2 separate regions of the Homo sapiens genome follow, and region 2 is linked to region 1. Evidence: chromatin loops called from intact Hi-C (ENCODE). Cell type or tissue: mammary epithelial cell. All regions are shown on one strand. Links, peaks and the distances in the headings refer to the core of each region. The heading gives the core; the rest is flanking DNA. Region 1 overlaps ERC2 (ELKS/RAB6-interacting/CAST family member 2). Region 2 overlaps ERC2 (ELKS/RAB6-interacting/CAST family member 2).

The links. Peaks named below come from ENCODE experiments on the same cell type or tissue, not always from the same donor. Only the 100,000 strongest peaks of a DNase experiment are listed, where the experiment ranks them.
Region 2: a loop joins it to region 1, with 4 times the contacts of the local background. A loop is called at or near these places in 5 of 110 quality-filtered maps.

The regions. Positions count from the first base shown.
Region 1 is chr3:56,244,906-56,260,225 of GRCh38, reverse strand. The region is part of intron 3 of ERC2 (ELKS/RAB6-interacting/CAST family member 2); the gene reads left to right. Among named protein-coding and RNA genes, the nearest start is that of ERC2, 220 kb to the left of the region's middle. RefSeq lists an enhancer at 5,558-6,170. In mammary epithelial cell, for the core only: CTCF peaks have their summits at 5,170 and 8,672 (motif pointing right); no DNase peak of the experiment used is centred there.
Region 2 is chr3:55,810,987-55,826,306 of GRCh38, reverse strand. All of the region lies in intron 14 of ERC2 (ELKS/RAB6-interacting/CAST family member 2), which reads left to right. Among named protein-coding and RNA genes, the nearest start is that of MIR3938, 34 kb to the left of the region's middle. In mammary epithelial cell, for the core only: a CTCF peak has its summit at 7,633; no DNase peak of the experiment used is centred there; H3K27me3 peaks cover 121 bases.

The sequences.
Region 1 (15,320 bases), core at 4,211-12,210:
CCACAACATTCTCATAGAGCTTGCTTTCCCCGCTTGCAGACCAAGTGGACTGAGGGAGCAAATTCTCATTCTCTCTGGAGAAGACTGAGCAGTGTGGCTGGAAAGGTGGAATGAGAAGTGGGGCAGGGCAGTGTATGAAAAGTTCAGACTCTGTGGTTGCAAGAAACTCTAGTTAGCAACATTAGAAAATGAGTTTTCACTGAAAAGGAAGCTTATGGAATCCAAGTGCTGGGTGCTGCTGGCCCTGAGGAAGCGCTGGTGGTGGGAACCCGAGCCTATCGGGGGTTCCATCTCTCCTGCCTTTTCTGCATTTGGGTCTATGTGGTAACATCAGCCAACCCATAGCTCTTGAATTTACCTTTTATAGATCCAGCCAAAAGCTGGGAGGCAGCCCAGCTTGGGTCAGTTTTCATCCTTGTACCAGTCAGGCCTAGCTTGCTGAGAATGGCCACATGGAAAAAGCAAGGCTTCTGGGCAGCCCTTTCCATGGTCCCTTAGGGCAGGGGCTCTGTTTGATTGTTTTCAGAATCATATATCATATCATATCATATCATATCATATCATATCATATCATATCAAATCTGTACCAGAATTACATACTATAAATATATAATATAATAACCTAGAGGGTATCTGGGATATTATATCAAAACTTATTCTAAAACCCACGTTTCCTCCCCCATACCTGTTGTGTCCCCAGTCACTCTGATATAATGTTTTTTATAAGGAAACTTTTTTGATTCTGCTCAATTTTTCATAAAATTGGCTACTTACACAGGAGAGGAGGGACACAACCTAATTTTATATGGTATTTATGAAATATATTTTTTGCGGTAAGGCGGGTTGACCTATAGAATTGCAGTGAACGTACATCTTCCAAGAATTAAAATGCACTGTGTGTGAAAGATTACATTTGAGATGATCATGATTTATAAAGAAAAACATAGTTTTTTGGGCTGGGGGCAGTGGCTCACTCCTGTAATCCCAGAGCTTTGGGAGGCTGCGGTGGGTGGATCACCTGAGGTTGGGAGTTCAAGACCAGCCTGATCAACATGGAGAAACCCCGTCTCTGCTAAAAATACAAAATTAGCCAGGCACGGTGGCACAGGCCTGTAATCCCGTTACTCAGGAGGCTGAGGCAGGAGAATCACTTGAACCTGGTAGGTGGAGTTTGCTGTGAGCCGAGATCATGCCATTGCACTCCAGCCTGGGCAACAAGAGCAAAACTCAGTCTCAAAAAAAAAAAAAATTAATTAATTAATTAAAAGAAAAACATAGTTTTAAGGTTCAAAGCAGCTACCTGGTGAATGAAAGAGATACAATTTTCCTATATTAACTACTTTGGTAAATTTTAGGGGTAAAATGAAAATAAATCAAAGTTTAAGTTGTACAAAGTGGAGTTTGGGGCACTCTCTATGATACATGCTGCTTCTCCATCTCGAATATCACGTGAACAAAGGTACATTTCCAGTTTATATCAGGGTTGGCAAACTACAGCCCATGGGCCAAATCCAGCCAGCTCCCTGGTTTAGTACATAAAGTTTTTTGTTTGTTTGTTTGTTTTGTTTTCTTGAGACGGAGTCTCGCTGTGTTGCCCAGGCTGGAGTGCAGTGGCGCGATCTTGGCTCACTACAAGCTCCGCCTCCCGGGTTCACGCCATTCTCCTACCTCAGCCTCCCGAGTAGCTGGGACTACAGGGGCCCACCACCACGCCCGGCTAATTTTTTGTATTTTTAGTAGAGACGGGGTTTCACCATTCACAGGATGGTCTCAATCTCCTGACCTCGTGATCCGCCCGCCTCCACCTCCCAAAGTGCTGGGATTACAGGCGTGAGCCACCGCGCCCGGCCAGTACATATTTTATTGGAGGACTAGCACACCCATTTGTTCACACATTGTCTCTGGCTGCATTCAGGCTATAGCAAGAGAGCTGAGTAGCTGTGACAGAGACTGTATGGCCTTCAAAGCTGAAAATATTTATTATCTGGCCCTTTACAGAAAGAATTTACCAATCCCTAGTCTAGATCATCTTGGTCAGTGAGTTTTAAAGGTGCACTGCAGGGTCCTAGAGTCTAGGATCTGCTGTGAGGTGAGACCCAGCAGGGCAGGGCATCTGGCCCCCTAGTCCTGCTGCATCCAGAGGAGTTTGGCTGCCCTTTTTGCTCTCAGGCTTCTGTGCATGACTTGATATGAAGAATGAAAGGATTATCCTACTTAAAAAATTGTGTATAAGCTGCCGGTCTGAAAGCACAGGGACGCATTCAGAAGAGAGAGAAGGTCACCCTGAATATGTCTAATTATCTCCATTGTGAACTGAAGTGGCTGGTACTGTGACATGATGTCTCCAACCTAAAAAATAAAAAATCCTTGATGAGAATTTTTAAGCCAGGATAAACCTCTGTAATTACTAACATGCTGGGAATTGCTTTTACATCTCTGGCAGTCCATTTCCCCTTTTTTGTAGACAAAGATGATAAACTTCATTCTGTGCTAGAATCAGATTTAAAAAAAGAAAATATGACTGGAGTTGACTAATGGAGTGAATGTCATACATGCAAGGCAATGGCCGAAAAGCAAAATGTGCCAAATCCTCTATATTTGTCCTAATTGTGAAAGCATCAACACATTAATTTGGCCTTGAACGTGATGCCATGGAAAATGGCCTTTTGCTTGGTAAATTCCTCAAGTATTGCTGTTTTTGTAACTTCAGTGAAATATGAGCTGCTAGAGTTATTCAGGGTGGGAAATGGAGCCTTAGCATTGGGCAGATAAGGATGAGGCTGTTTGGTTTGACGTAAGTTAAATTGCCTGAACTGCAGGTGGTTCTCAAGCTTGCCATCCCTGATGAAGACTGTAACCATGATGCATTAATGTGTATTATAAACCAAAAGAATTGAAATATTTTGCCACTTTACTAGGGCAGAAACTTGGAACATATGTTTGGAAATGAATTTTCAGTATTTTAAATCAGAGAGGATGGGATTTATTGTTGAACCAAGCACAATTTTAGATATATATAGATGAAAGTCATCTGGAGGTGTCCGGAAGATCACCTGGAATCGAAAACCTAGAAGAGATTGGGGGTGGGTAGCACTTGTTTCATTCCAGTGGTTTTACATACATTATCTCATTTAATCCTCATGGTGACCCTCTGAGGTAGAATTATTACCCCCATTTAAAAGATATGGAAGCTGGTTAATTCTTTTCAAGGTCACAAAAGTAAGTATTTAAACATATGGCCTGTATTAGTCCATTTTTACATGGATATAAAGAGATGCCTGAGACTGGGTAATTTATAAAGGAAAGAGGTTTAATTGACTCACAGTTCTGCATGGCTGGGGAGGCCTCAGGAAACCTATAATCATGGTAGAAGGGGAAGCAGGCACCTTATTCACAAGGCGGCAGGAGAGAGAGAAAAGTGAAGGAGGAACCTCCAAACACTTATAAAACCATCAGATCTCATGAGAACTCATTCACTATCATGAAAACCACATGGGGGAAATTGCCCACATGATTCAATCACTTCCTTCCCTCAACACATGGGGATTACAGGTCCCTCCCTCGACATGTGGGAATTAGAATTCAAGATGAGATTTGTGTGGGGACACAAAGCTAAACCGTATCATGGTCCAGTCTTTCTGTTACATCAGGCTGCCTCCCATAAAAAAAAAAAAATTCCTGGAAATTAAGTCACTGGTTACAACAAAAGAAAAGATAAATTATGAAGTTTTCCTGGAAATCAAGAGCAAACTCTCTCGACATGTTAAGGAGAGAAAATAAATCTGTCTCAAATACCTGGATATTGAGATAATTCTCATTAGGAGCTATTAACTTCAGAGCCACAGTCAGCTCATGTTAGTTTAATTTTGTGTCCAACTCTCTGTTATTCAGTACTCACTTTATTTCAAGGTGATTTTAATCACCTGTTGGAAATGAGCACTTAGCAAGTTAATGTTTTTGAAATATTAACCAATGTGATTTTCATTCATGGTAAGTACTGGTTGTTCCTAGTTGTCTCTGCAGGTCTCCTCCTGGCAATTCATAGGCATTCTTTCGTTCTGTGGAAGGGGTAATGGCTCACTTTAAAGCTTTCAGACAGAGTTTAAAAAATTACAGTAGTCTGAACACCAAGTTACGTTTGATTTGCCATAGCTAGCCTTGTGGAAAGAGAGATGATTTTTCTTGTCCTTGTAGAGGAAGATCCACATTGAGGGAACTGTTTTGGAGTTTATCTTTAACCTGCTGTGTCTCAAGCTGTAATGAGCTTACCATGTACCTGGGAATCTTGTCAAATGCAGCTTTCAGTTAATTAGGTCTGAGGTGGAGCCTGAGATTCTGCATTTCTAATTAGCTCCTAGGCAACGACATTCATGCTGCTGGTCCGCAGACCATTTTGAACAGTGAGGGTCTAAGCCATAGAGTAGAGAATGCCTAAATGGCAGGAGAGCACTTATCCAACCCAAAGGAAAGAAAGAATTCAACCCACTGGCAGAAAGAGATGGATCCAAGGGGACGTGATTGGACTTGCAAAGCAGATGGGTGCCTGAGTAGAGATTCCCTGCACTCTGCCTCATTCCAGGTGAGGGAAGAAGGAAATAGATGTGGGCTCCTCAGATCCAGAAATTTCTCGAAAGTATCTAGGCTGTATATTCCTCAGGAGGAGCCCAGAGAAGCAGGGTAAATGAGCTTGCCTCCCAGGGCAGCCCAGGGAGATGAGATGATGCACATTCAATAGGCCTCTTGCATGGTCAAGATGGTAGTGGCTGAGGACAGCCTTATAGGACTCAAGCCCCAGTGTGGTGTGGCGAAAGCAGCTGCGGGGTCTTGAGCTATCAAAGGGAGCTGAGACAGTTGGAAAACTAGGGAAGCCCAGGATGGGGATGAGAAGGACTCAAGAGTGTGTGGACCTTGTTGGAGTCCGTGGTGGGGGTTACAGCCTTAAGTAGTTGATGCCAGAGGCCAACACCTAAATGTAGATGGCACCAGCTATTCTCACACATCCATAGAGGACAAGTGTGCCCCAGAGGCCACTTTCCCAGTGTCAAGAAGTTAGAGGTAGATGAAAAGATGGAGAAAGGAGAGAGTCTTCAGGGACAGGTGTGAACAAATGATAACTGTGTTACTTCTAAGTCAAGATTAAGGCCGTTGTCCCTTTATTCTCCACTAGGGGATGGAAATAAGAATTGTGAACTACGTTGAAATTTCATTATGGAGATATAATATTTGTATACCAAATAAAACATTATATTTGGCACATGGTCTTTGAATAATTGCTACAATAATTTTTCACCGGAATTAGCTAAATTATTATCTTCTTTTTTCACATTAGTGACTAAACTATATTCTTTGACTATTTAACAGGTGTTAGATATAATGTTCTTTATGTATATTATTACACTTAATTTGGGAAGTATGTACAATTATTTAATATTGTGAGGCAGAGACTATTGTTATCCCACATTTTACAGTTGAGGAAACTGAGGCTCAGGAAAATTAGCTTACTTGTCCAAGGTGACACAACTGATAGATGAATGAGGCTGGAGTTACTGATTCAACATTCATTTTGGGCTTTCAGATCCCGGCCCGGGACTTGACACATACATAATAAGAGCACAGTAAATATTTGAATGAATGAATGAATGATTGTGCAAATGTGCAACAGTGTCAGCTGGCCAGTTGGTATGTGGGGAATCCTGTTCTGAGCAAGGTAAGGAAAGAAAAATGAGCCAGAGGTGGGGCCTCCTCCTTAACAGTGAATCTGCTGTCCCTAATGTGCTAATTCTAACTCAGAGTGGAGCCTTTGAAAATACTTGCGGGTCCTGTCAGAAAATACACAGAATGTAAACGAGCAGGATTCCATCAACTTACATTTTCAAAGTGAAAAAAAAAAGGGGTTTAAGGGCTCTTAAGGAATGCTGTTAACTCTTGGGCTGAGTATAGTTGTTGGGGGGTGCTTTAGAATATGTGAGGAGCCAAGGAAGTATTTCAAATTAGTCTCTGCCTGTTAGAGTCACTTTGCAACATCCCATCATGCCGCAGCAATCCATGGGGAAAATAAAAGGGGACGACATAAAGCAATTACAAGCCAGCTCTCTGGTGCAAAGCTGTGCCAGGTTTGAAACTTGGGCGCTAGCCCTCTCCCAATCCATCTAAACTAACTGACAATACTTTAGTCTGGTTTCCACTTTGCATTTTGGTCCCTGTTAATCCCATTGAAACACCAATCCTATATGCAGGTATTAAACTCTTATTAAGACCTTGAGGTTGAATTCCTAAGTAAGAGCTTTTCTTTGAGTTTGGGAAATTTTTATTTTATTTTTTTGAGACAAGATCTTCCTCTGTAGCCCAGGCTGGATTGCAGTGGTGCGATTATAACTCGTTGCAGATTCGCACCCCTGGGCTCAAGTTATCCTCAGCCTTGGCCTCTCAAAGTGCTGGGATTATAGAGCCACCACAACAGACCTGGGGAGTCTTTAGCATTTGTATCTCATATATAGGGAGAGGCTTCTTAAAGTCTGAGAGATGTGCAAACAAATGAGCATTTCCAGAGCCTTCCAGTTGCTGTGCATGTTTGACCTGGACTGAACCACAAGTGGTCTGTACACCTACAGTTATCTCTCAAGCCTCCCATTCATAACTGAGGCTAAAATGTTCCAAATTTGGTGTAAACTGGGACAACTATTTTGGGAAAAAAGCTTGTCAACATAAATGAGTCTAACCTTTTGATTCCGTAACTCCACTTCTGGAAGATATCCTTTAGAGATGATTTTTAGTAGAGAAAACATTTTGTGCCTAAAGAAGTTGAGAGCAATTCCTCCCTTTTTTAGAAAAAGAAAAGTAAGTTTTCTTAAACAGTTTTTTAAATAAGGTAAAACTTTTTTAAATAAGAGAAAACTTAAAATTTTCTAAATAGGAATCTGGCAGTGATAGAATATCATATAGCCATCAAAATTATTTTAAAAGTACCAAGCTGGGATTACTTGTATTTATTTTTAATCTTCATTAAGTTATTATTATTACATTTTTCAGTCTTGAGAGAAGGGAATGGTCTCTGGAGCCAGAGTTTGTGAACACATGATTCCTTCTTAGAATAACCAGCTGGTAAGGTACAGCAGTGAAAAACACTGGAACAGGTGTGAGAGTTGGAGATCTGGCTGTGGCTCATGCTGTCCCTAGAAGATGTGGAACCTGAGACCACTTAGCCAGGACCACCTGAACAAAGTACTCTGAAAGTTGCTACATAGCTGACGTCTCCATAGGTTCCCTGGGGTGCCCATAAGCACAATGCCCACAGTTGTATTTTTAAAAAGTTTTCTATCTATTTCCAAGTGAAGATCTATTTAAGTTTTCAGGATAGTTTGTAATAACATCTCTGGAAGCTGCTTTTGTAATTCCAATGTTAGCATCCCATGTAATATTTTCTTCAGTTGGGCAAATGTAAGGCATGTCTTTTTTTTTTTTTTTTTTTGAGACAGAGTTTTGCTCTTGTTGCCCAGGCTGGAGTTCAATGGCGCGACCTTGGCTCACCACAACCTCTGCCTCCTGGATTCAAGCAATTCTCCTGCCTCAGCCTCCTAAGTAGCTGAGACTACAGGCATGCACCACCACACCCAGATAATTGTTTTGCATTTTTAGTAGAGACGGGGTTTCTCCATGTTGGCCAGGCTGGTCTCAAACTCCTGACCTCAGGCAATCTGCCCACCTCGGCCTCCCAAAGTGCTGGGATTACAGGCATGAGCCACTGTGCCCGGCCAGGCATGCCCCTGTTAAAGCTATTATTTTATGCGTAATACTTTGGTTTTTGATGTCCACAGTCATTGCTAGATATTGTGGTTGTCCTTCAGGTTTAACCTTAGATGGAACATGTATGGGAGGCATCAGAAATAACTCTCACACACTCTTAATTTGTGTTTTTACAAAACTATAACAATAAAACGTATAGAGATGAACTATAACATTAAGATCAATTTTCAGCCAGATTAAAAAATAACCATAAGAACTTGGAAGGAAAGTATTATTTTAGGTTTTAAAATCAATATTTTAACTGTTATAGGATGTCCAAGCCTAATAGGCACTTAGCATGAAGCCTCCAGACCTCCCACAGGAGAATTTTAATGCTAAGGATGAGGAGCAAGGGGGAGCACCTTACAGCCTCCCTCCTGCTTTCACCCAGCCCTCGGGTTACAAAGACACACCTGCCATGGAACTTGACCAGCTATAAGGCAGCGCTGAGAACCAGGACTTCAATTACTTCAATTGAGGACCAGTTACTTCAATTACTGGGGCCCTCCTGTGTAAAATATGGAGGCAAGAGTTGAATTAGATTAGCATTTCCCAAACATTGTTTTGAGAAACTCCAGCACTCTATGAGGAGTTCAGAGGCATCTACAAGTAAAGAGTTTCCCTGACTGAATACAAGTGCGGAATGCCACGTCTCCGTTTAGAGATTTCCAATATAGGTTAACATATTTAAGGCTGTGAGATATCCTATGGTTAAGATGTATTTTCCACAGCATTTCACCTAGCATGTGTTAAATGCATTTGATGGCAGAATCCTGCTATCAAGAAATATACTTTGGGAAACACTGAACTAAGTTTCTTCTTAGCTCCAAATTTCTACAGTTTTAAATATGCCATCCAAATGTTGCTTAGCAACATTACAGCCACCTCATTTGCCCACTAGATGGCAGCCTTGAATGAGATTTATTTTTTTCTTCTTGCCAGGTTTCTCTTTGGACATTTTTGGACATTGCTTTTCCTGTGTACCAGGAGAGTGCAGATCAGTTATTAAATTGATTTTAAGGCCATTCTGGTAACATTTTACAATCCATTTAAAATAAAACAGTTGTATCAACTGTAGGGATAAATACCAGCCAAGATTGAAATAGTATATGATTTTTTGAGCTTTTTTTCTTTTAAACTCACTGAACAATACTGATAATGTCTTACTTTTTTGCATTTTACAGAGTTTAGCCAGACAGAATTTAACTGGACATTTGGGTTGTTCTGTTGATCAACTTGAAAGGTTGGATTGTGAGGCTGTTGGGAACTTTCTGTAGTTTCTGGTGGCAGTTGGGAAACTTCTTTAGTTTCTATGGTGGGTGAGAAATGTCTTCAGCCCTTACATGTGTATAACTTTGTTTGGGATCCCTGCAATATTATCGTGTTTAGATGGCAGTGCACCTTCAGAAGGTCTCACTCTCCAGGCAGCCTGTGTTAAGTGGTCTCTTAAAGTCTCCTTCATGTTCTAGTAAATTTTTGATTGGCTCTTTATTCAACATAGTTTGCTATTAGGCATTAAGATTTTGCTGGTTTGCGGGTTCATCAGTTAGTCCATCTTTCACTGGGTCTCACTGTTATAAGGTTAAAGCACCTTAGTGATCCCCGTCCCATACTTGGAGTTCATGGAATTTCACACATCCATTTAAGTGTGCCCAGGAGTTTTAGAAAATGAAGGCAACTTTACTTAGGTATAGTCATGCTTCAGGTTTGTTCAACTGACGGATGTTTACCTATTAGAAATGTATGCCTTTTTATTGATGGAAAGGGAGCTTTTAAAATATATAATGAGGGGGCTTCCTGAAGTGCTTCCTGAATTACCTGAATATGTGTGCGTATGTGGAGTGGGTGAGAAGCCAAACTCTGGAACAAGCGCCTCAGCTTGCTCTTCTGTTCCAGTTTTGGTGTACGTACTGCTGAAGCGAGCGTGTCATCTTGCTCTTTCAATGCTACATTTTGAAGGTGAAATATTTGTAAGCCCTCTTAGATCTTATTCCAGGAAAAGATTCTTCCTGAACCCCAAATAGCACTCCAAGGACATTAAAATTCTCATACTTCCTAAAGGTAAGCTGTTTGAATAGCAGTTTTCTTAGTGTGATGATCTGATCTACTCCTGTCTCTTGCCTCATGTTGTGGGAGATTTTTCTTTGCTTTTTCCTCCATAATATACAGCATGGCATGGGCCCTAGTTTTTAGTTTATCTTTGGACTTTAGATTTTTGGGTGGTATGGTGCAAAACCATTTGTGGGTGCACTCTTACTGTGTAAGAATATCCATTTAAGAAATTTGATGGCCGGGCGTGGTGGCTCACGCCTGTAATCCCAGCACTTTGGGAGGCGGAGGCAGGTGGATCACAAGGTCAGGAGTTCAAGACCAGCCTGGCCCAAATGGCGAAACCCCGTCTCTACTAAATATACAAAAATTAGCCGGGTGTGGTGGCGGGCGCCTGTAATCCCAGCTACTCAGGAGGCTGAGGCAGGAGAATCGCTTGAACCCGGGAGGTGGAGGTTGTGGTGAGCCGATATTGTGCCACTGCACTCCAGCCTGGGTGACAGAGTAAGACTCCGTCTCAAAAAAAAAAAAAAAAAAAAGAAATTTGATGCAGATTTTGTGAGTGTGGTTTATAATGGAAATGTCAGATAAAATGGATACTAATCTTAGTTAATACATATTGAGCACTTACTGTTGCAGGCATTGTGCCTAGCATTTTACATGTATTAGCTCATTTAATTCTCACAGCAACCTGTAGTGTGTAGATGCTATTGCTATGACATTTTCAGATGAAGAAACTGAGGGTTAGAAAGGTTAAACAGGTGAATTAGGCCGGGCACGGTGGTTCACGCCTGTAATCCCAGCACTTTGGGAGGCCGAGGCTGGCAGATCACAAGGTCAGGAGATCGAGACCATCCTGGCTAACACAGTGAAACCCCGTCTCTACTAAAAATACAAAAAAATTAGCTGGGCGTGGTGGCGGGCGCCTGTAGTCACAGCTACTCGGGAGGCTGAGGCAGGAGAATGGCGTGAACCCGGGAGGCGGAGCTTGCAGTGAGCTGAGATTGCACCACTGCACTCCAGCCTGGATGACAGAGCGAGACTCTGTCTCAAAAAAAAAAGGTGAATTAATGTCACATTCTTTGTAAGTGGCCCAGCAAGGACTGCAAACAGGTCTCTCATGCCTCATGTTTTACCAGCATATGTATGATATGAAATATTTGCATCTTAAATGTTTTCAAAACATGCATATGCATCCTTGTAAGGTTGAGGTGGGCTAAGCTGAGTGGCCACAATGTAGCAAGAAATTCTCCTGATAATAAGAACCCAACTGCCAATTTTGCTCTCAGCTCTAGACACCAAGATTTCTTGGCCTGATGGCCTCATGTTCAAATACATTTGGCCATGTTTCTCAAAACACTGAGTTACTATACTTTGCATTAACAGTGCTTGGCTTTGTCTTTTATGCAGAAAGCCCCTCCAGGCCTCTGTAATGTGCTAAAAAAGATCTTGTCTAAAACTCATGAAAATAAATAACATAAACTGTTCTGAATAAATTTGGGTTAAGTGAACAGAACTCTTTTCTGTGTACGTGTATTGCATACATACAGTTGTGTGTGCCTGTGAACACGTGTTTTGTTGCTGGGTCTAGGACCAATATCCTCTGTAGTGAAGAATATCTCAGAATTTCCATTATAAATTATTTTAGGGGTTTATAACTAATACTGTAAAAAATTCAGCACTGCCTGGAATGTACTTTATTGTGTTTACAGAATTAGTTATTGGAAAGAAGCATGTAGAAGCAAATATGTCTTTGCCTTAGCCATTTGAGGTGGTGCAAATGTTTGCATAATTGTTGGCAAGGATGGGACGCTATTGAAAGCAGAGTAGGGAGCTCAAGGATTCAGGAGATAAAGAGTAACAAATCAGTTTGATTTGGGATAACTGAGGAGCAAATGGAAAATTCGATCTTGAATGTTGATTATAAATAGGAAGACCGTGCAGCATATCAATACATTTTGTGGCTAAATCCCATTTTTAAAAGAAAATAATTGGTAGTAGGGCCAGGCACAGTGACTCACACCTGTAATCCTAGCAGTTTGGGAGGCCGAGGCAGGAGAATTGCTTGAGGCCAGGAGTTCAAGACCAGTCTGGGCAATATAGCGAGACTCTGTCTGTAAAAAAAATTTTTTAAATTACCTGGGCATGGTGGTGCATGCTTTTAGTCCTAGGTATTCGGGAGGCTGAGGAGGTGGGAGGATCTCTTGAGCCCAGGAATTCCAGGTTACAATGAACTATGATTGTGTCACTGAACTCTAGCCTAGGCAACGGAGCAAGACTCTGTCTCTAAAACAAAAAATAAACCAACAAACTAAGGAAAAGAATTGGTAGGAATGAAAAAATTACAAGAATTATTAGAGGAAGATAGGTTTACTTTCACCATCAAGACCAAGACTTAACTCAAAAGTCACCTCATGTGGAATGCCTGCAATTATTATTAAAAGGTATTGGGCATGTCCTGTGTTTCAGATAGCATGTTAAACTCTTTACATGAGTTTTCTCATTTGTTCCACTGAACAAATCCATTTTGCAAAGGAAGAATCTAAAGATCAGTGGGAGGAAATAACTTGCTGAAGGTCATAGAGCAGGAGCTGGTAGAAGAGCTGATTAACTCAGGGGTCCAGGAGCTTGCAGTCTGTACCACGGTGCGCCTAGCCATTCCTCATTTCCCTTATGCACCGACATTCCTTTACCCAGTTGTTTTCAGCTCAGGGGCTCATTAGAACCATCTGAGAAGTTACTTCCCACCCACCACTTTATTCTTGGTCAGTCTTCAATAGTTGTAAGAAAGACTATTTCTCTAATGAAAGCATAATTATTACATAACCCAACCATTTAAAATTTGCACCAGTTTGTATGGACTGGGCAAAAGTTTGCCTTTGCAAAGCATTTACTAAGCAAATTAATAGATTACACTGAAGCAGAAGGGAAATGTTTTTATCATTAAAGAGCACAAATTACTTTCAAGCATAATAGAAAACTATTCATTATAAACAAATTGATAGGAGAACTTCAGGTCATTTTTAGATTTATTAAATATGCTTCTTAGGTGTGCATATTCATAACATATTATTAGCCTGATTGATCACTTGCTTTTAAAAAGTTGTTTCTAAGAAAAATATTCTATAATTCTAACTTTTAATTGCATAAGAGTTGGGATCCCCACCCCCCGCTTAGTTGAAATTAATGTTTGCTGTGTGATGCACTGTAAGTCTTCTTAATGTCATGTTGTAGCTGGGTGTTTTGTCCTACTAATGGGATTTGAAATTTTGGAAAGCAGAATCTCATCTCTTACTTTTTAAAGTGTCCACACCAGTTTTTAGTTCTCTGCACCCTGCAGGTACTCTATGAATGCATACCCAAGGCAGTGACTGCTTGGGCAAAATAAAACTTTAGTTGAGGAAAATGCAGAGTTCCATTCATCCTGTAGGCACCAGATGGCTGGTCATACTCATATGGATTGTTTATGATCCACATCCATGGGATCCATCCATGCCGAGCCACACCAGTTGTTAGATAGTTGAATTTGACTTCTGCGAAGATGCGAGAATTCCTGCTATACAAATGATAAATCCTCAAATGTGTGCTGGGTTTTCTGGATGGCTTCAGGACACTAAGTAGGGAAGACAAAGAGAAAGCCTGTACCTGTTCTACTGGTGTTGACTTTGAACAATTTCAGAAAAGCCAAATGGTCTAGTAGTTAAGAGCTAAGGGTCTGACATCAGTGGAATCGGGTTCAAGACATCATTCTGCCACTTAGCAGCAGCGTGGCCTTAGACAAGACACTTATCTTGTCTGAGTATTTCTTCATCTTTAAAATGGGGGTCATTGTGAGGATTGAGTTAATCTGGAAACATGATTGGAATAGTGGATGGCTAACTGTAAACCTCAATATGTGTTATCTTTTATTATTATTATAATAAAATGAAACTAAAAAGTTTAGAACAGTGGTTGTCAACAGGGGAAGATTGTGCCCCCCACAGGAGATGTGGCAATGACTGGAGACAGTTTTGATTGTCACAAGGTGGATGTGTGTGTGGGAAGGGGCACTGCTGGCAGCTTGTGGGTGGAGGCCAGGGATGCTGCTAAACATCCTACAATGCACAGGGCAGGCCCCTCGACAACACGGTTATCTGGTCTCTAATGTCAATGATGTCGAGGTTGGGAAATCCTTATTTAGAGCCTAATAAACACAGTCAAGTCAAGATAAATTAGCCAAGAAAAGCTGAAATATTAAATCACCCTGGCATATTATGGGATGACAATTCATGAAGATGAGTTTTTTTTTTTTTTTTTTTTTTAAAGAATCTGAGGAAAAACTGATGATTAGGGAAGAAATATCACTAAGGAAGGATAAAAGAAGTCGCTTTTAGGAAATAGGCCACTTTAGGACATAAAAGCTGGTGGACTAATCTTGAAAAAGCCATGAAAAATCCCCTTTATTTGGGGATTAAGCTGCTAAAAGGTATGTATCTACTGCCATGTCTGGAGCTATCTCATAAAGGAGCATTCAGGTAGGGAAGGAAATTTTGTTGCTTTTAAAATACAACTAAGGGCCGGGAGTGGTGGCTCACACCTGTAATCCCAGCACTTTAGGAGGCCGAGTTGGGTGGATCACTGGTCAGGAGTTCTAGACCAGCCTGACCAACATGGCGAAACCCCATCTCCACTAAAAATACAAAAATTAGCCTGGCATGGTGGCATGCACCTGTAATCCCAGCTACTGGGGAGGCTGAGGCAGGAGAATTGCTTGAACCCAGGAGGCGGAGATTGCAGTGCACTCCAGCCTGGGTGACAGAGCAAGACTCTGTCTCAAAAAAAAAAATAATAATCATATGACTAAGAGTGTATATCTATTAACACACACACACACACACACACACAACATACCACACACACACACATACATACGTCTGGCAAATTGTATAGAATATTAAGTTTGGGTCATTTGGAAATGATCTCTAATCCATAGCTAGCAATACAAGGAGCACATTGCCTGCTGTACTGACATATACTGGGCCCCTTCTGTATTTCCCAAAATGATCAAGTTCAAACATTTGAGGATGAGTGGTAATACGTCTCATAGTGAGTTGAATTCATATTATGTTCTGTTCTTTGCTGTAAATGCGCTTGGTTTTGAAGACCAGTGTTACAATGATCCTTAGTGCCCTAAAATGTGAGCAGAATTTATATTATATTAAATATATATATATTTAATTTATAATACAGTACTATATCAATGATGGGGCAATGTTCTGAGAAATGTGACATTAGGTGATTTTGTCATGTGAATGTCCATAGAGTATACTTACACAAACCTATGTGGTATAGTCTACTATACAGCTATGCAATATGCTACAAACCTATGTGATATGCTTCTAGGCTACAAACCTGTACAGCAAGCGACTGTACTGAATACTGCAGGCAACTGTAACACAATGGTATCTGTAAACATATCTAAACGTAGAAAAGGTACAGCAAAAATGTGG
Region 2 (15,320 bases), core at 4,505-12,504, 430 kb after region 1:
GCACTGCATTCACAGTCATTTTGAGGCCAAGTACACTAGAGCTGTCCTGGATTGATTGTTCTTTCCTGCTATGGCACAAGAGGACAGAATGAAGACAAGTGTGCTGGTGTTTGCCATCCACCCAACTTTGTAATTTGCCAGTATTGCTTCAGTTAAAGTAGCTTTTATTGCTGTTCACAACCACCTTTATACTCATGAGATACCAAGGACTCTGTGAAGCTCTGCGGTTTTTGTAGCAATATGTCCTCCCTCCCTCCCTTCCTCCCTTCCTTCCTCTCTTCCTCCTTCCTTCCCTCCCTCCCTCCTTCCCTCCCTCTGTCTTTCCTTCCTTCCTTTCTCCTTCCTTCTTTTGTTTTGTTTTGTTTTTAATTTTTTTTAACTTCAACTTCCCCAGAAAGAAAAATGTTCAGAATCCAACATGTAAAAGAGGTGTAGAGATAGGAATAATGATGTTATAAATAATAATAATTAAAACAAAAACAACAAACACAATAATGATACTAATACTAGCAAATATAGTAGTTTTTCAGTTTTCATAACTTTATATTAACTTTAGTGTAATATCACCACAGATGAAATATTAATTTCTCAGCAGAGGGTAAAATACTTTTGAGAGATGGCTGAAATTATCACAGGACTTAAAGGATGATTATACATTAATAATGGTTCTAATGTTAGAAAAAATTCAGAAGTAACTATGTCCATTGAAAAAAACAGCCATGATATTATCTCAAATAAAAATTATTAGTGACTTTTAGATGGATATTTGTGTACTGAAGAATAGTGATATTTTAAATAGTTATGCAGACATCCAGATATACAAACATATGCACACACAAACTCTTTGTGGCAAGTCTGGAAAATTTGGACATTGTGTTGTACCCTTGGAGGTTCAGATCATAATCATTAGATAAAGAAATCTGTTAAACTGTATATTGTATTTTTCAATTACTTTGACCATATAACCGTTTTATTTGTTAGTAATTAAAACCCTAAGGAGTTACTGTCACATGTTGGAAAATGCCAGCCCAAGACTCAGGTATAAAATGGAGGAGGAGTATTTTTCAGGGTAATTGACTGCTCTTCCTCAGCCTGGATCTGAAATTGTTAACACTGAGAACTAAGCAACCCTGCTCACAGTTTGAAATGAAGACACAAGGAAGAATTCCAGGTTCTTGCCCTGTGGTACTCCCTGGGTGAACTTCTGTGTCAATTGTAAATCTAGTTTTAATTGAAAGTTACTAAAATACATCATGATAAAAAAAATGGTGACTCTACCTGAGACCTCAATTTGGTGGTAAATCATCATAAAATAGTGATGATTAAGGGGAAAAATGAGTTATTTGGCTTATCTAAAATAGAGAGGAAACAAAAATGAATGAACATGTTCTGTAATTTGTGGAGAAAATCTAAACACTTATCTCAACGGCTAACCACGTTTGGGCAGGAGAAGCTTTGCTATACCCATTCAATGTTCATTTAAATTTAGAACGGGATCCACAGTGTAAGCCAATGCTTCTTAAAGTTTAATGTGCATCTGAGTGACATATAGGCTTATTAAAAATGCAGGGCCCCCAAAAGGCACTGAAATTTTGATTAGCAGATGTGGGTTGAGGCTCAGGAATCCATACTTTTACAACACTTTGAGAAACACTGATGTAAACCATGTGATAACACTAGAAGTGATAAAGTGTTGTGGGAACTCTCAGAATCCTCAACATAAATAATCATTCCACCCAGGCTGACTTTTGGCAAAATGTCAAAAAATGCTTTGCCCTGTATATTAGTTGGAGTCAACTAACTGCTTTAACACATAGACCCAAAAATGTATAAATGCTAAAACATACAGGAGTTTTTTTCTTACTCATATGGGAGTTTATTTTTGCTCATATAAACAGTCCAAGGAAGGTCCAGGTTAACAGGAGTCTCTGTTCTGACATGGGTGTTATGGGGGCCTGGATGATGGAAGGTTGGCCATCTTCAACTCACAGCTTCCAGTTCCACTTGTGTGTTGATATCCAGATGGTAGAAATGGAGAGAGCCTGGAGAATCACGAATAGTATTAGAGGCAAAATTTTGGCCACCCCCTCAATTCTATGTTGTAGGCCCAAATCCTGGTCTCTCAGACTATGACTGTGTTTAGAGGTTAGGTCTTTAAAGAGAAAATTAAGTTAAAATTAGCTTGTTCAGGAGGGCCCTAATCCAATATGACTGACATCCTTAGAAGAAGAAGAAAATGGGACATGCATAGAGGTAGCAGGGTTACATGTGCACAGAGAAAAGACCATGTGAGGACACAGCAAGAAGGTGGCCATCTGCAAGCCAAAGGAGAGAGGCCTCAGGAGAAACTGAATCTGCCGACACCTTGATCTTGGATGTCTAGCCTCCAGACTGTGAAGAAATAAGTTTCTGTTGTTCAAGTCCCCTAGTCTGTGGTATCTTGTTATGGCAGCCCAAGTAAACTAATACAATTGGGAATTTGAGGGCTGTACTGGAAGTGGGGCACGTCATTTTCACTCACTCTTCATTAAACAGAAGTCAGTCATATGGCTCCCTATGGGAGCGATGGGATCTGGAAAATGAAACCAGGAAGAAGAAAAAATGAGTTTAGTAAGTAGTATGTTATAGTATCTGCCATACCCTGTGTCCCCTCTTTTGCATTTGGGCTACTCATCTATGGATTTAGAGAAAGCTTCTCAATTCCAGTAGGCCAGGTCATTGACTTCCTTCTCCGTCCCTCTCAAAGCCCATGTCTAAACCAATCATTTGTTGTGGGGGTGAGGAGGAGGAGGGGCATGCACTATGAATGACTCAGGCTGGGTAAAATGCCCACCCTGAGACAGGGAGGAGGGGGACCCATGCCTAAGATGTTTACCAGGACAGCAGGGTATGGTAGGAAGGCCATTTGCCAAAGTATGAAGGGTACTGGGATAACAAAGACAAGAGGTGAACACTATGAAGGCAGAAAATGTACTCCCTCTGGGAGGATATTGGGATTTTAAAAGAACATTGCATGTGGTCCAGCTTGAATGATGGGAATTTAAAGCCTTGGAGCAAGTGAACTCTCTGAGGTCACTTCAAATCACTCAGATGGGTGAGTGCCCATGGCCAGCTTTCTCATGAGGCCAGCTCTCTCATGAAGCCAGCTCAATTACAATGGACTTAAAATGTAATTGAGTGGACCCAGTTTTGCTCTACTAACTCAGCACAAAGAGGCCAAATGACTCCTTCATGTCTTTTAAAATAGAAATGAAAGGCACTGCACAATTCCTGACCTCATTAGTTTAGCCCAGATGATATTGGCAAAGCCATGTGTGATTGGCGAATGAAGAAAAAGAAGAAGGGGTTTGCCATGACGAGTCTAGGCAGCATGATGGCTATTAAAAATTCTTGGGGCTCGGTGCGGCGGCTCACGCCTGTAATCACAGCACTTTGGGAGGCCGAGGCGGGTGGATCACGAGGTCAGGAGATCGCGACCATCCTGGCTAACGCGGTGAAACCCCGTCTCTACCAAAAATACAAAAAATTAGCCGGGCATAGTGGCGGGTGCCTGTAGTCCCAGCTACTCGGGAGGCTGAGGTAGGAGAGTGGCGGGTGCCTGTAGTCCCAGCTACTCGGGGAGGCTGAGGTAGGAGAATGGCGTGAACCCAGGAGGCGGAGCTTGCAGTGAGCCAAGATTGCGCCACTGCACTCCAGCCTGGGCGACAGAGCGAGACTCCGTCTCAAAAAAAAAAAAAAGAAAAAAAAGAAAAAAAAATTCTTGTAAGTCAGAACAGTCCAGCTGGTGATAAGAACCATGATGAGGATGAAAAAACCAATTAAGCATGCTCACTGAGTGGGTCACCGAGTCCCTACTTTCATTGCTGTACATAATAAAACAAGATAATTTAATTAAGGGGTGTAACAGGTCTTAGCCCTAAAGGACTAACTTGAAGATTATATTGTAGCAACATAAATTTCAGAAACAGGCCCCATGTGTTAGTTGATTTTAAGTCTTTTTAGAATAAGTGAGGATCTTAAAAGGAAATATTTTGGAAGACTATCACCATGCCAAAGTCAAAACTTCTTTGATGACTAACGCTATGCCAAGTTCACAATCTCTTGAACAACTGCACCATGTCAATTTCAAATCTCAGAACATTTAAAAATGTACACTTGCAAGGCTTTAATAAGCCAATAGAATAAATGCCCAGCTACTTAATGAAACCAGTAAAGCAAAGGGGACTTTTACAGTGAAAATATCCTTTACACCCTCTCAGAAAAAGAAAAAAAAATCTGAAGTTTTAAATGAAGTCTTAGGAAACATCAAAGGAAAGATCATTTTTTAACCAACTCCATGTGAATGCTGGGAGCATAGCATGAACACACCTGAATGTACACATTCTCTCTCTGTCCTGACACCTGCCAGCTGTGTGACCTTAGGCAAGGTGTGGGACTTCTCTGAGCCCCAGCCTATGGTAATCTACTGATTATTGAGAGATATTCTCCATCATCAGATAGTCTCCATAAAGGGCCTTGCACAGTGTGGGACACACAGAAGCTCTCAATATGTATGTATTAGGTGTTATTAGGTTAATGGAGTCATAGCTGTTCATAAGTTCATCATGAGGACTGAATGGTGGTCCCTGTGAGACATTTGCATGCATGCTACATCAGCTCTTGTTAGAATGACCATCAGCTTTGTCAGAAAACAAGTTAGGTTTCTTTTGGTCCTGGTGTTCTCTCAAGTTTTGCACATCCTTTAGGGTGCATCACTGTGAATCTTCTGTTTCAATCTCAACACAGGTTAATATGTAATGACGCTGGTAAAGTGTGCTTCAATAAAAATGATAAAATATAGGTGGTTGGTCAGTAAGGGAATGGGGCAGTGGAATTTGTCTTAGTAGCACTCAGCCCCTTCACATCTAGCGATTCTCATCAAGCTCATTTCCACGTGTTTGATGGGTTTCCCAGAACTCAAGTGCTCAGAATTAGCCCCTCTACAGACCACAGTGGCCGGCGAGCCAGAGATGGGGTCATTTTGGTTTTCAGATTTTAACATGGGGAATAACTTTTGGCAGTCCTATTGCACACCTATTCTTGTTAAAGCAAGCAATCATCTGGAGGAACAGTAGGGTTTCTCCTCCACATTCATCAGTCTAATCTCACTGTTCAGTTGATGTGGTTTCTCCTCTCCCCCTCATAAAAGGATTCATTTTCAGAAGAAAAACTCATTTTGAAGGTTTCTTTTTTTTACCCCTTCTTCACACGCTCTAGCACCCTTCATACCTGTCTCTTTTCCTCATTCTGTTTCCTTCCTTCTTCTCTTGCTCTCTCCCATTTTTCTTCCCAACACTGAACAAGCAGCCAAGGAAACCTTCAAGTTATAAAACATTAGCCTGACACTGGGGCTAAGAAGGCTGTCTCCCTCTCCGTTACACTTATGCCAGCGCAGTAGCTTGGCCCAGGGCTCACTAAATGTTCCTTGAGTGATCAGATGGTTGAACAAATGAATGAAGCAATTAATGATTTTGTATAGATGCATCCTGCAGAGCAAGCCTCAACTCCCTGATTCCATCTTCTTGTTTGAACATTTTCTCACCCAGAGTAGTGACCTATCTGGTGCCCTGCCCGGCTTGGAGATCTGGCTCCACTACTTACTCGCTGTGTAACCTTGGGTATGCTACCTGATCTCCCTGTGCCTCAATTTATCTTCTTTAAAATGGGTAGAGCGAGTCTTTAAAGCAGTCTGTTAAGAGCATCGGTTGAATACACACACGCTTTCAGAATAAGGTCAGACACCATAAGTGCTCAGTAAGTGTTGTTATTAAAATTTTGAATATTATAACTAAGTTTATGAGCTCACGTGAGTTGATTTCTGTGACAACACTTTAAGTGTAAGGCTTATGGCAAAGTTAATAATAATTTATTTTCACTGAGTTGCTTTGCTTTTTTTGTTCTACAAAATGTTAATTCTGTAGTTCTGGTCCACTCCCGTTCTGAGCTAGTTTTTCTTGCATTACTCAATGTCATCAGGCCAAAGTATTTACTCCCTTATGCCTCAGAGAGTCTGCCTGAGGTCCTTGTTTCTCAATGCTGTTTTGTGGCTCCACTCTCTTTTATGGATGTGAAGAACCAGAAGGAACTCCTAACCCCACCCTCCATGTGGGGCTCCACTTCTAGACCCCACGTGGACACCTGACACTTACTCCTGAATGCTCAGCATCCCATTTCATGGAGCTTATTCTCCAGACAGCAGTCTGCAATGGGCATTCTGCTAGACCCCTTTAGGAACAACCTCATGGGCACAATTATCCACTTGCCCCCTCAAAGTGAGGTGAAATTGCTAATTACACCTGCAAGAGGCTAATTGGGAACCCCCCTCCATTGCACGCAGCCAAAATGCACCTGCAAGTAATTAACTTCAGATGCCCAAATTGTACCCACAAGAAAGGAGAGGAAGCCCAGGCTGAGACCCCAGCCTCTCTGAAAAGGTTCATGTTTCCCAGGTTTGAGTTGGACCCTTTGGACATCAAACGGGGCAGAGAAGGCTTCTGTGCATGGCCATGGAGTCTGGTGCAGCATTCCAAAGCGGCACTTGTCTCTGCCGTCCTAATATCATCATTGTCTAATAGATGCTATCCCACAAGTGGGAGAACAAAAATGGGCTCCAGAGCCTTTCCTTTCTTTTCTCTCTGTGTGTGGTAGAGAATTTCCACTCACCACATGTCCCTCTATTATATCTTTATGGAATCTGCCAAAATAAATAGTGTAGTTCCTTTATTTTTAGTTGGTATTGCACAGGTTCTTCTCAGATTAAGCAGTCAAAGGTCAGGAAAGTTGAGATGAACCATAGTTTTAAAACCATTGTACTGCATAAAGTTATTTATAGAGGAGTTTTCATGTATAGACTTGATTAAAAGCTGAGGATATTTGCTCAACAGAAAGGCGAAAAACCATCATTATCTGATTTTACATGGAATTCAGTGGCTGCTAATCAAACCCTGGCCTGCATCTGGTTAAGACATACTTGGCACTGGCTTGTCACAAGTCGAGGTTTTGCCATGTCAAGGGATCTTTCACTCAAAGCGGTGACCCATATTGGACTGAACAAACACACGAGTTTTTAATCGAGAACAATAGTTTAACAAACCACTTCCCAGGACCATTGAAAGAAAAGTATGTGCCCATGGCATTTCTGGCACCAAAAGATGTTTATTTGAATGCATTTACTTTAAACCATAGCCGAAAATGCCCAGCAGAGAAGGACCATTAAGAGCTAGTGCAGAAAAATGAATTTCTATGGAGTGACCCACACTAGCTTGCACCAGTGCCAGCCAATCTTGCAAGGTACTCTGGTATCTGTAAAAGCTTGTTCCTTCCTATGTGCCCAAGTAGACATAAAGATACTTGTGGACTTGCGGAAACAAGTTATATACATTAACTCTGAAATGCTTTCCATTAGAAAATATTAAACGTATTCCTTCTCTGAATCCATTAGAAGTTTCTTTGCTGAATTGTTGCCAGTGAATCTATGTAGTGAGTTTGGAGGCACTTTAAAAATAAGAAGCATTTCTAACAATTGGTGAATGCTAGGCATTGTGCTAAGTGCTTCAGCTGCCTTGTCACATTGCACACACGTAGCACCCCTCTGTGGTTGGTGGTGTCAATGCCTCCATCTTGCAGAAGTGGAGAACAAAGTCAAGATAGTTAGGTCACTTGCTAAGTATCCCAGCTTGCAAGTAGCCAGTGAGAGTTCACACCTAGATTCATCTGAGCAGAAGGTCAGCTTCTGTGTTTCTGTTTTTCTTTTGAAAGAAGAAACATTCTTATACTGTTGTACTGTGTGTTTCATAGAAATCTTATCAGTGTAATAGCATTTGATAATTGCTGAATATTTGATCTGGAGTGAGATATACATTGATATCATTCATCGAGGTATAAAAGTTAGTAGTACTGTACTGTTTTTTAATTCTGACTTTTAGGATTTATTGACTATTTCAGACTCCTACTCTATTCTGATGAAATGAGAGGCACTTCACTATGCTTTTACCCAGGGCAGGGACTAGGCTGATTTGGCTGTGAGGCCCCAGCTCTGAGTGTGGAGCTTGGCACACAGAATCCGTGTTGCATAAATGTCACCATAATGTATTGAAACATTCAGGGTATGGTCTCCTTCCAGGACAGCTCTGGAAGGTCTTGGCTGTTTTGCCAAAAGAAAGGAGGAATTTCACTTGACAGTCCCATCGTTCAGACCTTAAATCTTACTTATGATCCCCCAGAAGTGAGGTGCCTCGTGAAAGAGGTGCTGACAAGCAGTCAAATGGCTGGCTCGAAAGGTCAATAAGGAGAGGCCAAGTTTGAGACTTCATCCAGTCAGAGAACTGGAAGGCTGTTCCTTTAACTCACCTGGAGCTGCTCTGTCCTCATCAGCTGGAGGTTTGCCACTACAGAAAATAATAAGATGATAATGGTGATAATGAGACTAACATTTACTGAAGGCTGTTTGTGTTCCAGATATTGTTCAGAGCTCTTTACGTGCGTTATTTCATTTGATCCTCACCATGAACGGATACTATAAAATGGTCTACCTGACAGATGAAGAAACTGAGACTCAGATAACTTAACTGCTTTGCCTTGCAAGTGACTTGTGAATAAAGCAGGTGAATTCAGAAGTTCTTTTGGCCCCTGAGCCCAAGGAGATAACCCCTACACATTAGTGCCTCAACCGAGGTTTGGGAGTAGTTGACTTTCTAATAAATATATGAGTCAATTCAGGGTTATTCTTATGACAATATAAATATCGCTTATTTGCAACCTGAAATGCTTTCTAGAATGAAAGAGGAGAGGTTAGACGTGATGAGCTGAAGGCCGCCCATCCCTTGGGTGAACTCTCAGGAGTGTCCAATTGGGGATGCTGTGGCACAAGTCAAGGCTGAGAGGCAGCAGAGGGCTGCCCACCTCACTGCTGGAAAGGCTCAGCCATTTGTTTCCTGAACCTGTGCACGTTAGATGTGAAACACTAAAAGCTTGGAAATGATTGCAACAGGGACCAGAGTAGCAAGTCAGAGCTGGGTTCAGATCTCAGTTGTTTTGACCTTGGGAAAGTGACCTGATCAAGAGCCTCACTTGGGAGCAAAATGGGGATAAGAATAATAGTAGAAGGTGGTTGTGAGTTATTGCGTGAATGGTGCTTAAACCAGGGTCTAGCAAGTAGTGAATAACCCACATTATTGGAGACGGGTAGAAACCCCCTCCTGTCCTACAAGCCTTACCTTTGAAAGTGGTTATTTGAAGCATCGTGTGCTCAGTGGAGCCTGAGACTAGCCTCTGATGTGAATATTCTGAGGAATCTTGACACATTTGACAGTCAGGTAGCTCACTCGTCACTTTCTCTGCACTGCTGCACATGCCAGACAGCAGAAAATCTTTTCAAGTCTCTTTCAGGATTTATGTAAGGAATTTCTACCTGGCCAGGTCTGATTGTCCATAGCAACCTACAGGAGTCTCCTTTAGGCCTGCTTTGCCTGCTTGGGGTGTTTTTCGTTTTTTTTTGTTTTTGTTTTTGTTTTCCCCAGATAAAATAGTTCTGTAGAATAACCCAATTTATCCCTGCTGTAAAAAACTCCTGTTTTGCAATCACAGCCTTTCCTCTGAGGAAAGATGGGATTTGAATTGTCTTAAAACAATGGGAATTATGTGCGGAAATGAGATTGCATCTGGCATAAGTGCAGTTATGCTTGTGCTAAGAAATGAGTTCCTTCAAGGAGTCTGCTACATACTCAGAATGTCCCCAAGCATCAGGTTTTGTTCTTGTTCTTTGGATTTATTACCATCATTACTAGTAAATGGGAATAATGCTTTGTATCTATGTGGCTTTCATTCAAGATGCCCAAAGTGGTTAAAGATGTGCACATTGGTATGGAGTGGGGCCACATGGGTCACAGTTTTGATAAGGCTCACACTCATATTCACTAAGTGATGTCACTAGTAAATGCTAACTTTCAGCAGCTTTCAGGACAGACAAGCCTTGCCAGCAGATGCAGCAGCAAGTAGGGATGGAGGCTTGGGAGTAGGGAGATGTAGTAGGGAGACTAGGAAAGCCTCTCCCATCCGATACACGCTTAAAATTCCCCCATTTGGGATTCACTGTTGAGAAGGTTAACCATTGCACATTTTCTCTAAGTCATATTAATACTTTCTGAGGAATTATGTTATCAGATTGCTTTCCTCTGAAAGTCTGAAAGACTGCAAGGGAGAAGAAAATATAAAAAGGCTAGAGTGCTGCAGAGTTAAAGTCCCTGGGAGCAGTCCTCCACCAATGCCAGGTGAGAACTGGTGGAGCAGAATCCCAGCTGCCTACCCTCTAAGAAGATACCTGAGGCAGTCTGGTAGGTTTTCCAGAGGCTCCCAGTGGGACTGAGCTCCGTTTCTTAGAGTGGTAACCTGCTTACTCACGAAGGCATTTTGCATTGGCTTCCTTTCCTTTTCTGGCTCACTTCTTTACCCCCTTACCAGTTTTGACAAGGCTGTCAACTTTCCAATTGAAGTCTTACAGTCAAATCCTGGGTTAGAGTCCGCTACATCTGGGGAATCCCCCGCGTTAGTTTTCTATTGCCGCCATAACGAATTACACAGAGGTGGCAGCTTAAAATATCACATGTTTATTATCTCAGTTTCTGTAGGTTAGAATTCTAGCTAGATTCTCTGCTCAGGGTCTCACAGGTTGAAATTCGGTTAAGCAGCTGAGGCTGCAGTCCTTATCCAGGACTCAGGCTCCCCTTCCAAGCTCCTGGTTGTTGGCAGAATTGATTGCCTTCTTGTGTTTTCCACGTGGCCGCTCCATTTTCAACTCAGCAATGGCAGACTGCATTCTTATGCTTCACATCGCTCTCACTTCCTTTTCTGCTTTTAAGAACTCAGATGATTATGTTAGTCCCGCCAGAATAATCCAGGATAATTTGCCTGTTTTAAAGGCAAAGCTCGTCAGTGACCTTAATTATGTTTGCAAAGTCCCTTTTGCCAGGTAACATAATATATTAATGGGTGTAACAGTAGGGAACAAAATGACAGGGGCCAAGATTCTGCCTATGACACCCCACTAAGAGTAGATGTCTCAGTGCATTTCTAAATGGGCATCTTTGGTATATTTGAACCCTAATTGAAGTTATTGAAGTAATTGTTCAATAAGCATTACTGGTGGCTGCTCTATGTTAGGCCCCATTCCAGTATTTAAAGAGTTTGCCTTTTGGAGCTGAGAGTCTGTTGGTGGAGACAGACTAAACAGGGGATTACAACAAGTGGACTGCCCCAGTAAGATGGGATGGGCAGCTGCTACAATAGGGGTCAGAGTGCTAAGGAATCAAGGGAGGATTCTGGATGGGGTATCTTGTCTAGACCATAGACTTAAAGGATGAGAAAGATTTAACCAGACAGAGGGGTAAAGAGCAGACTTCTTGCCAAACACCATGCCTATTTTAGATGACTTTGTCATTGCATGGTATCCATTGAGTTCCAGCATGTGCCACACGATTGTGAGTTTGACAAGGAGTAGAGGGTCAGGAAAAATGCTTTCATGTGGAACATGGAGAAGAGTGACTAGAGCCATATATTAATCCAGGTTTCATGCAGGCTTGTAAATAAATAGCCCACATTTACCACCCCACATATATCTTACAACTTGTCATCTGTCATGTAACTACTTCTATAGAAAGATTGACCACCTCAGCCAACATTTCTGTTTCCCTAGTTATTTCATGCCTGAGCTATGGTTTTCAAAGGCTTTCTTTACATAAGCCCTATTTGAACAGAAAGGGAAGAGTAGAGAATGTGATTCATACTTCAAAATGTAAAAATAAAGTTAAAATGCAGTACAGCAGAGCAAAAACTCTTCCGAGTTGGCAGCAGGAAATCTTGGTTTGATCCTAGATCATATGTGGATTCTCCAGCAATTTATAAACTTGACTCGTCTTGGTTTTCTTACCTGCAAAATGAGTATATTACCACTGGCTTTGTGTATCGTATAGGATTGTCATGAAAATCAAAAGGAGAAAATGTACATGAAATAACCCTGAAGGTTGGATTATGCATGTCTAGGAACCAAAATCTTCTAATTTAAATCTTCCTGAATTTTGGGACCCTTGAATAATCAGGTTCCTGGAAAGAGTTTTTGATTGGAATGCCAGAGATACACTTAGATTTTTGTTTTTCATTCTGTTTCATCTTCAATTTGCTGGTACTAATGCATTTGCAAAAATGTTTATAAATGCTTTCATCTTCCTCTCCAAACTTCATATCTTACTTCATCCCTGGAATCTTTTCCTTTTGGCCATGTAGATCCTGTTCCCGCCTTTCACATGCTTTGAAGTGGGTTTTGTAGCATTCCCAGTAGCCAAGAGGGTTACATGAGAAGAAGTTGAAAAGTGTGTGCTGCCTAAGGCTAGGAGAGTGGTTGACTAAATGAGCCAATGTGGCTTTAATGGAGGGACTTGCATTTAATAGGAGAAATAATTTTGAAGGAATGATAAAAATTTGGCATTCATATTAAGGCTGGCTCTTTGAAGGTGTTGTGGCAAGCCTTTTATTTTCTCTTGTGTAACTATTTACACATGCTGAACATTTTTGTGTTACATAATTTTTATTTCTTCATTTGTTAGGGAAAAAATAGCCAGTACTGAGAAGAAGGCTAGCATAGAAAGCTGGCTACCTGGTCAGACAGTTCCCAGTCACCTTGTACCTTTCCAGCTCAGTGCAGGGCAGATTTTCAAAGGACCTTCCTGAGCACAGATTCTGTAAGGACTGTGAAGATCACTGAGAAGCAGTGTGGAGTAAGGGAACGAGCACAGAACCAAGGAATGAGCTGACCTGAGCTATGTTCTTGATTCTGCAATCATGTAGGCCAGGGCTGTCCAGTAGAACTTTCTGTGGTGATGAGTTCTCCATCTGCACTCACCAGGAGGGTAACCACTTGCTCCACGTGGCCTCTGAGTGCTTGCAATATGGCTGGTGCAACTGAATTTTAAATTTTATTCAATTTTAATTAATTCAAATTTAAATAGCCCAGTGTGGCTAGGAGGAACCTAGCTATACTGTATTGGACGCATAGGTAACCGAACTAGTATAGCCTGAGAAGGTTTGTATAGCAGTGGTTTAGAAGACTGTGGCTCTGGAGTCAAGCTGCCTTGGTACAACTCCTAACATTTGCTTTCCATAGGACATTAGCAAGGTACTTGGTTTTTCTGTGCTTCGGTTTCTTAATAGGCAAAATAGGGATAATGACAGTATTTTCTCATTGGACTTTTATGAGAATTGAAATAAGAAAGTGTACAGTGCTTAACACAGTGCCTGGCACTCATTCGTCTTTCAAATGGACCTTAGGTTATGGAGTTAATTTCACCATGATACTTGATTCATGCCATACTGTCATCATTGGTCCAGGCAGCATGCAAGACACGTGCACATGCACACACATGCATGCACACACGTACACACAAACACAAACTGACCATCACACCAAGAGTCAGCAGATTAATTATAACATTATGTCTGTGTGGGGTTTCCCCCTCTCCTATTGTGTGCCTTGCCCTGAGATACACCCATGACCCTGGGTTTTGTGTTTATTATTACCAAGCTTTTAATAAAATAGTCAAACTCTCTGTGCTTGGAATGCTCCCTTCCCCCGCTTTTAAGTAGATCCTCCCTCCTGTTCTCTTTGATTGCCCTCTCAAGCTCATTCATCATACCTCCTCCCACTTGTAGTTGGGTGCCCTGTGGATTGCCTGTTTCATCAGATTATAGCAGTAATTGTGACTCTCTTATTCTCTATTGTATCTTTGGAATCTGGAATCCAATGTCTGGAACATCATGGATACACAACAAGTATTTGCGTGATGGATTAGTTTATATTTATAATTGATTATGTATTCTTTTGAGTATCACATTAATGGATTATTTGAAGTTATTTTTCCAACCTCAGAATACTTGCTCTTTGATAACAAACATGCTGTGGGGGTCCCTTCTTCTATTATACTTTTATTTACTGCTTCAGCAAGTGGTTGTCGAGGTCCCCTCTATGGGAGAAGGTACCTTGCTAGCTGCTGAAGGTCTTGAAGTAAACAAGAATGGCATGGCCCCTGCTTTAGCACAGCTTCCGATTTCAGATAAAGAAATAGGCAATTATTATCCTCAGCAAACTAACTCAGAAACAGAAAACCAAACACCACATGTTCTCACTTATAAGTGGGTGCTGAACAATGAGAACACATGGACACAGGGAAGGGAGCAACATACACTGGGGCCTGTGGGGTGGGCAGGGGAAGGAGAGCATCAGGATGAGCAGCTGATGCATGTGGAGCTGAATACCTAGGTGATGGGCTGATAGTTGCAGCAAACCACCATGGCCTATGTAACGTTTACCTATGTAACAAAGCTTCACATCCTGTGTATGTATCCTGGAACTTAAAATAAAATAACATTAAATTTAAAAAAGACAAATAGGCAATTGTGAGGAAGGAAGAAATGTATTATGCCTAGGGTGAGAATAGAATGCTACAGAATTTTGAGAATGGGATACGTAACACAGGCCTTGGGGGTGCATAGTCAGAGAAAGGTTGCTGGAGGAAGCAAGGTGATATCTAAGCTGATTTCTGGAAGATAAAGAGCAGGTAGGTAGGCAAAGGAGTAGGAACAAGACCAGTATCCCTGGCAGTGGGAACCACATAGGCAAAGGCTAGGTGGCAAGAAATTGAGCTCAGTTTTGGCAGAACTCCATCTGTGTAAGGCTCAGGTAATGTAGACTAATTTTATAAGCAAAGAACATTGGACAAAGAGCTGAAAACATGGACTGTGTGCCATTTGCCTCTTTTAACTTACTCTGAATTACTTTGCCTCTGTGATCTCCAGTTTTCATCATGTATGAAATGGAAAAAAATAACGCCTGCCCTTGTTTTCTCAGAAGGTACTGTGAAGACCACTTGAGAGAGAGAGTACCTAAAAGCTCTTTGATAGGAAAGATGATGTTCTTTAATGTCAAGGTTGCGTTTGGGATTAATTAAGAAAAGGCATGCTTGATATGGCACATTTACTCTTAAAAGTTCAAGTAATACTGACTTGATCTAGAATCTGTGATGTTAATATGGTGGCCCCTAGCCATGTATTGCTATTTAAATTAAAATTAAAGCAAATTAAAAGTTAATCCTAATGGCATTTTAAATGCATGTTAGCCACATGTGGATAGTGGCTCCTGTATCAGATAGTGCAGATATAGAACCTTTCCGTATCACCAAGTTCTTTCTGACAGCTCTGAACAGCACTCCTCCTAACATGGGAATTGTAGGTTTCTG